2 separate regions of the Homo sapiens genome follow, and region 2 is linked to region 1. A link is a contact called in ENCODE Hi-C data. All regions are on one chromosome and are shown on one strand. Each heading gives the region's core, a stretch centred on a gene start or an enhancer-like site at or near the end of the contact. The rest is flanking DNA. Distances are from core to core; before and after follow the strand shown.

The links. A loop is a pair of places that touch in the nucleus more often than their neighbours do. Pooled maps may share reads with other maps.
Region 2: a loop to region 1 is called in a pooled map, with 15 times the contacts of the local background. The contact joins the enhancer-like site here to the promoter of RRAGB in region 1. A Hi-C loop is called at or near these places in 5 of 37 single-sample maps with no recorded cell type and 5 of 50 pooled maps.

Annotation. Positions count from the first base shown.
Region 1 is chrX:55,715,801-55,719,015 of GRCh38, reverse strand. RRAGB (Ras related GTP binding B) reads right to left here and starts at 1,267. Exons shown (of 10, transcript NM_006064.5): 1 at 597-1,267. The coding sequence starts at 688. RefSeq lists enhancers at 649-778, 939-1,138.
Region 2 is chrX:56,066,828-56,070,042 of GRCh38, reverse strand. The region is part of intron 1 of LOC124900486 (a long non-coding RNA gene); the gene reads right to left. It also overlaps a transcript of KLF8 not described here. Among named protein-coding and RNA genes, the nearest start is that of KLF8, 160 kb to the left of the region's middle. Within about 2 kb of position 1,707, at least 2 of the 41 ENCODE cell types and tissues checked have a DNase peak (open chromatin) inside an H3K27ac peak, as active enhancers do.

The DNA.
Region 1 (3,215 bases), core at 18-2,517:
ACACAGCTGCTTTAATCAAACAATATCTTCTATTTCTAAAAAAACAGAATATATTGATATCCTCTACTTGAGGACTGAGTATTGAATATCTTCTATGTATAAAAAACATTCAGCCTCCTAATTTTAAAATCTGGAAGTATCTTTTTAGTCCTTCAGCTGTCCTTCCAAGCCCTATTTCACTCATCACAGACACAAAGTAGATGTAAGTCTCAAATTCAGGTACAAATTGGCACAGAAAACACCCTCAAGCTCTGACCTGGAAATGCAAATCTTCTTTCTAGTCTTTCCATCCCCAACCTGGTGACAGCAAATCTCCTTTACTGATAATTCAAAGCAACTCATAACTGCTTTAATTAGAACACTCCCCCAGCACCACCACCAGGAATATCAGCCCCTTCCCAAGGGTTGTTTCTGATCAGTTAGCACCAATTCGCTTTCCAGTTTATCCTGTCGTCCAAAGCATAATCCCAATCAACATTACTGGTAAATCAAAGCAATTTATCATGGTGCGGGGTGGGGAGAAGTGTTCTAATTCACAATACTCTCTTCAATTTGAACACCCCCACTTCCAGGTTTCACAAATACCCTTCACCCACCCAAGCGATCCTTCCGGTTCCCCTAGTGGTGGATCCATTCTCGGCCCCAGATTTTCTTTCTCCGTCGTTTTCTCAGAGTCAGATTCTTCCATTGCGCAACAAGTCCTTTCCAGTCCCTTCTAAATCTTCAGTACTCTTCAGGGTTTGTTGTTGTTGTTTGTTTGTTTTCTTTTTCACCCCTCAACTGCCTATTCTCATCGCCTATGGCCCTCAGGCCTGCTCTATTCTTGCCTCCGCCTTTGTCCACTGGGGGGCCGCTTTCCCCACGGTTACCTTTATCTCTCGAACCTGGCCTCAAGGCACGGCCGAGCTGGCTAGCTTTAAGGCCAAGTGATTCCGTGGTACAAAGTAAGAGTTGGAGAATGACAGGAAAAGAGAGGTGGGTTAGGGGTTCGTCCCGAGTTTGGGCCTCAGGCCCCCAAGGTCTGGAAACCCAAAGGTAACTTCACCCGCAAAGAGGTGAGGACCGCGAAGGCGGAGGTGGCAGAAAGAGCTGACCCATGCCGTAGGCACTAAGCGGAGAACGCCTCAGCTGGCTCGTGGCTTCCGAGCCCGGCCGCTCGGAGAGTCAGCCGGCGGGGGCAGTAGTTACGACCTAACCACCCGCCCTTCAGGAACCCAGGTATCTCACCGCAGCCACCCAACTGCAGGCCAGGATCACGTGGGCATCTGCCTTACCCCGGAGTCTGTCACGTGACTGCCGCTACCAAAGGGACGGGTGGGCTGGGAAGAATACCATAGAGACAGCTCCAGGAAAGCCAGAGTGCCGTCTGTCATCATCACGTGGCCTTGGCTCAGGCTCCGCCCCTCGGGCGGGGTAGGGCGCTGGGAGCCTTCAGCCTCTCTAATGTGGGTGGGCCTGGCCCCACCCATCCGCTATGGAGAATTAAAGGAGCCGGTTGCAATTTCAGTGCCTCTGAGCTTCTCTTTTTTACTGCTGGTTACCGGTAATGGTTTTTGACTGGGAAGACCGAGCATTGTCTTTGCCTTCCTGCTTTTTATTGTTAATTCTTGCAATCGAGTTTGTAATTAAATGATTAATACATCCAAAGCGCTTAGAACTGTGTCTTCCACATAGCAAATACTGTATAAATTATCGTTATTGCTGAAACCAGGGATTCATCAGGAATTTTAACACACACATTCATCTTCCCACTTGTTTAAAACAGGAAGTGAAGGAAGTACCATAGTAAGAAGTCAATAAATAAAGTCTAGGGCTGGGAGTGGTGGGTCATGCCTTTAATCCCAGCACTTTGGGAGGCTGGGGAGGGAGGATCACTTGAGGCCAGGAGTTCAAGACCAACCTGGCCAACATAGCGAGACCCCATCTGTAAATAAGTGAAGTCTAGAATTGAGAACAGAAAGACTACTGGTAGGGATATGCACACCAGGAAAAATGCCCAGAGGGGTTCAAAGATGTTCCTTCTGGAGAATGGGGTAGGGGATAGGACGTGATATGTCAGGGGACTATTATTTTTTATCTGAAGCCCTTCTGTGCTATATATATTTCTATAATGTATAAATGATATATAATAATAAGATTAATATGACATTTAATTATATTTAATATAATCAACTAATACTTAAATAATATGTTATAAATATGTTATTTTAAATAAATGTGTAGTTTAATTATATTATTTATAATTAATATATGATATACTACATGTATTATTTACACGTAAGTGTGTACATATATTACTTTGATAAGAAAAAAAGGGAAGGAAGGAAGAGAAACTGCAGGAAACAGAGTACTATTATTGAAACTGCCTTTGCAAAAACTGTAACTGAGGAAATTATGACAGTGAAAGAGATCAGACCTCACCGACTCCATCTTACATCTAACCTTTAAGGTGTCCTTGTTCATTCCTGGGCGTAGGCCGAACTAACCTTGGGAAGGAATTTAGTTTATAGTTTAACTCTGATACAAAATTGATAATAGCCCTTTCTCCCTCCCGCTGCCCCCCACTAAAAAAAAACAAAAAAACAAAAAAACCTTCTTACCTGGGAACCAGTCGGCCTTTGCAGGACTAACAAATTAGCCACAAGATTACAAGATTAGAAATTACAATTCAGGGGCCATGCAGCCTCCAGCTGCAAGAGTCTGAACCTCCCCAAATTGCTCCCAGGAATAACATCACTGTTTTAAAACCTAAGATCACTGTTTGATATGTTTTGCAGACCCTGCATTCAGATGCACCAGCTTATGATACAGGAGCGGGGCAGGAAAGTGCTGGGCAGAGAAAGGCGGGTCCGTGGCTAGGGCTCCACCCTGGGGCCTGTGCCCATGGACCTAGGTGAGGATAGGCACTCCTGCCTTCCCACCCAAATGTTATATTCACCCCTAGAGGTTGCCATGGGGTCGGAGCCCCACAGCCTGCCCCTCTGCATGCTCCCCCTAGAGGTTGTGAAGCAGTGAGCCACTCCCGCTGTGGCATGCCCTGCAAGGGGGATAGGGGAACTTCCCTCGTTTCACTTACAGCACCCAGACCAGTAATCTGGCCCAGCCAGTTCTGCGATCCCACCCAGGAACAGAAGATAGCAAGAAAAACTCACTTAGAGCCCCCTATGATTCCATATCCAACTTGACCAGTCAACACTCCCCACTTCCCAAGCCCC
Region 2 (3,215 bases), core at 458-2,957, 350 kb before region 1:
TGCCACATTTTCTTTATCCAGTCTATCTTTGATGGGCATTTGGGTTGGCTCCAAGTCTTTGCTATTGTGAATAGTGCTGCAATAAACATATGTGTGCATGTGTCTTTATAGGAGAATGATTGATAATCCTTTGGGTATATACCCAGCAATGGGATTGCTCAGTCAAATGGTATTTCTGGTTCTAGATCCTTGAGGAATCGTCACACTGAAGCAGGACTGCTGGGCAGGACCGCTGGGCAGGAAGCTGGGCAAGACCGCTGGGCAGGAAGCCGGGCAAGACTGCTGGGCAGGAAGCCGGGCATGACTGCTGGGCTGGAAGCTCTAGGGGATGTGGCACATCTGGCTACAGGAGATGGGGGTGGGTGGAGTTGACTGCTCTGGCATCTGGGTGTTTCCAGGGCAATAGGGGGCTGCACCCCTTAGCAAATTCAGGCAGAAGTAGAACTGCTGGGCCAGAAGCTCGATCAGGCATGACTCACCTGGCTACCAGCAGTGGGGGTGGGTGGGGATGCCATCCCTACTGTCTGGGTACCTCCTGGGACAAAAGGAGGCTGTGCCCATCGGCTGAGTTTCCACAGAAGCGGGCTTACTGGGCCAGAAGCTCTAATACACATATCCCACCTGGCTACTAGTAGTGGGGGACAGCAGGGTGGGTGTTTCTCAGGACAACAGGAAGCTGCACCCTCTAACCGAGCTCACACAATAGCAGGGCCACTGGGTCAGAAGCTCTAGTGGGCATTGCATTCCTGGCTCTCAGTGGCAGGGATTAGATCAGTGGGGTCATGCACCCTGCCATCCAGGTGTTTCTCAGGACAACAGGTGGCTGCACACTCCAGCTGAGTTCCCACAGATGCAGGACAGCTGAGCCAGAAGTTCTAATAGGCATTGCCCACTTGGCTGTCAGTGGCATGGGTGGGTGGGGTCACCTCTCCTGCCATCTGAGTGGTTCCTGGGACAACAGGAGGCTGTGCATGCCAGCATAGTTCAGACAGAAGTGAGGCTGCTGGGCTAGAAACTCTAATAGGTGTTACCTGCTTCATTAATAGTGGTCAGGGTGGGTGGAGTGTCATGTGCATGGCTGACCAGGTGTTTCCCAGGATAACAAAGCTGGGACTTCCACCTGACTTTAGAAAGAAGCAGGGCTGCTGGCCTATAAGCTCTAGCAAGCATTACCTGCATGGCTATCAGTGGTGGGGGCAGGCAGGGTCATGTACTCTGCCATTTGGATGTTTCATGGGACAACATGAAGCTGTGTCCTCCAGCTGAGTTCACGCAGAAGCGGGGCTGCTGTGCTGGAAGCTCTAGCATGCATTGCTTGCCTGGCTACCATTGGCAGGGGTGGGTGGGGTCACACATTCTGCAATCCAGGTGTTTCCTGGGACAACAGGAAGCTGTGACCTCTAGCTGAGTTTACACAGAAACGAAGCTGTTGGGGCAAAAGTTATAGCAGGCATTGCTTGCCTGGTTGCCAGTGGTGCGAGTGGGTGGAATCATACACTCCAAAATTTGGTTGTTCACCAAAACAACAGGAAGCTGTGTGCTCCAGCTGAGTTCACACAGAATCAGGGCCACTGAGCAGGAAGCTCTAGGAAGTGTTGCTCACCTGGTTTCCAGTGGCAGAGTCGGGTGGGGTCATGTGCTCTGCCATCCAGGTGTTGCTTGGTAAAACAGGAAGCTGCACCCTCTAACTGTGCTCAAACAGAAGTGGGCTGTCGGGCCAGAAGCTCTAACAGGTGTTGCCCACCTGGCTTCCAGTGGCAGGGCAGGTGGGGTCACACACTCTGCCATCCGGGTATTTTCCAGGACAACAGGAAGTGGCACCATCCAGCTGAGTTCACAAAAAAGCAAGACCACTAGGCCAGAAGCTCTAGCAAGCATTGACATTCTGGCTATCAGTGGTGTGGCTGGATGGGGTCATGTGCCCTGCTGTCAGAATGTCTCCTAGAACATCAGGAGGCTTCACCCTAAAGCTGAGTTCACACAAAAGGGAGACCATGAGGCTGAAGGCTATATCAGGCATTTCCACTTTGGCTACCATTGGCAAGGTGGGTGAAATAGCTGGCCGAATTCAAGCCAAAGTAGGACCGCTAGGCTAGAAGCTGGTGCTGAGCCTCTTCCAGCAAGGGGAAGTAAAGCAATCTTACTGCTCCCAGATACTGCCACTTTGGCCTCTATTGGAGCTATGGTGCAAGTGCTGGTGTTTTCTAGGGCCCAAGGCTTGTAGAAGTCCCCTTGGACTCGAGAGTTGCCTGTGAAAAAGTCTGAACAGTTTTCTGCCTCAGTCTTAGAAGTGTAGGAGGGGGACGGGGGAAGGGGGATTCTCCCATTCCTAGTCTTGCACAGGTCCCTGTTGGAGTGTGAATCTCCCTAGGTGCTCTCACTCACTCTTTCTCATATTAGAGAGGTTCTCCTGGCTCTCTGCTGAGTCCAGGCTGGCTGTTGACCAGCTTTGATCCTCTGCTCTCTGTGTTCCCCTGCTGCATTGATGGATCCTGACCTGGTTTCTCAGAAGATCAACCTGCAGAGTTAGTGCTCACTAGCCCTTTTGTTTCCTTTCTTTGAGAACAGCACACATGAGCTGCCTCTAGTCTACCATCTAGGCACTGCCTCTCATGCAGGTAAAAATGACCCAATTACTCAGATTAAAAGCTTCCAAAACCATTCTGAGTTCCTAGACACTATTCAAATGAAAAATAACAAAAATCTGATATGTAAAAAAATAGGCCTGACCTATTGGCTACAAGAGTTCAAGGGGATTTCAAAATTTTTTTGGGAAGAAGCTTTAAGATGGCTGACTAGAGGCATCTGGTACTCACGTACTCCACAAAGACGAATGGAAGACGTGAGTACTGGATGCCTCTAGTCAGCCACCTTAAAGCTTCTACCACACAAAACCAAATTAGTGAGTAGACAGTATCATCTTGAAGAGATCACCTAAGACAGAATGCTGAAATTTAACAGAAAAAAGACAGAAAACATTTAAGGCAAGGGAGGAGAGAGAAGCAAGGTAGTCTGCTTGGTCAGAATTGGCTTGGAGCCTGGAAAGGATCTTCAGTTAATGGAAAGTGAAAGGCTGCCAGCAGTCCAAATTCCCAGCATGATCTTCTGCAATCCTAACCATTGTAAAGCCCCTTGGCCCTTGTAGGCCTGGAGACTAATGTAGGGAGTGGCCTGGAGAACACATTGTGACACTGCTCCACAGAAGAAGCTCACTC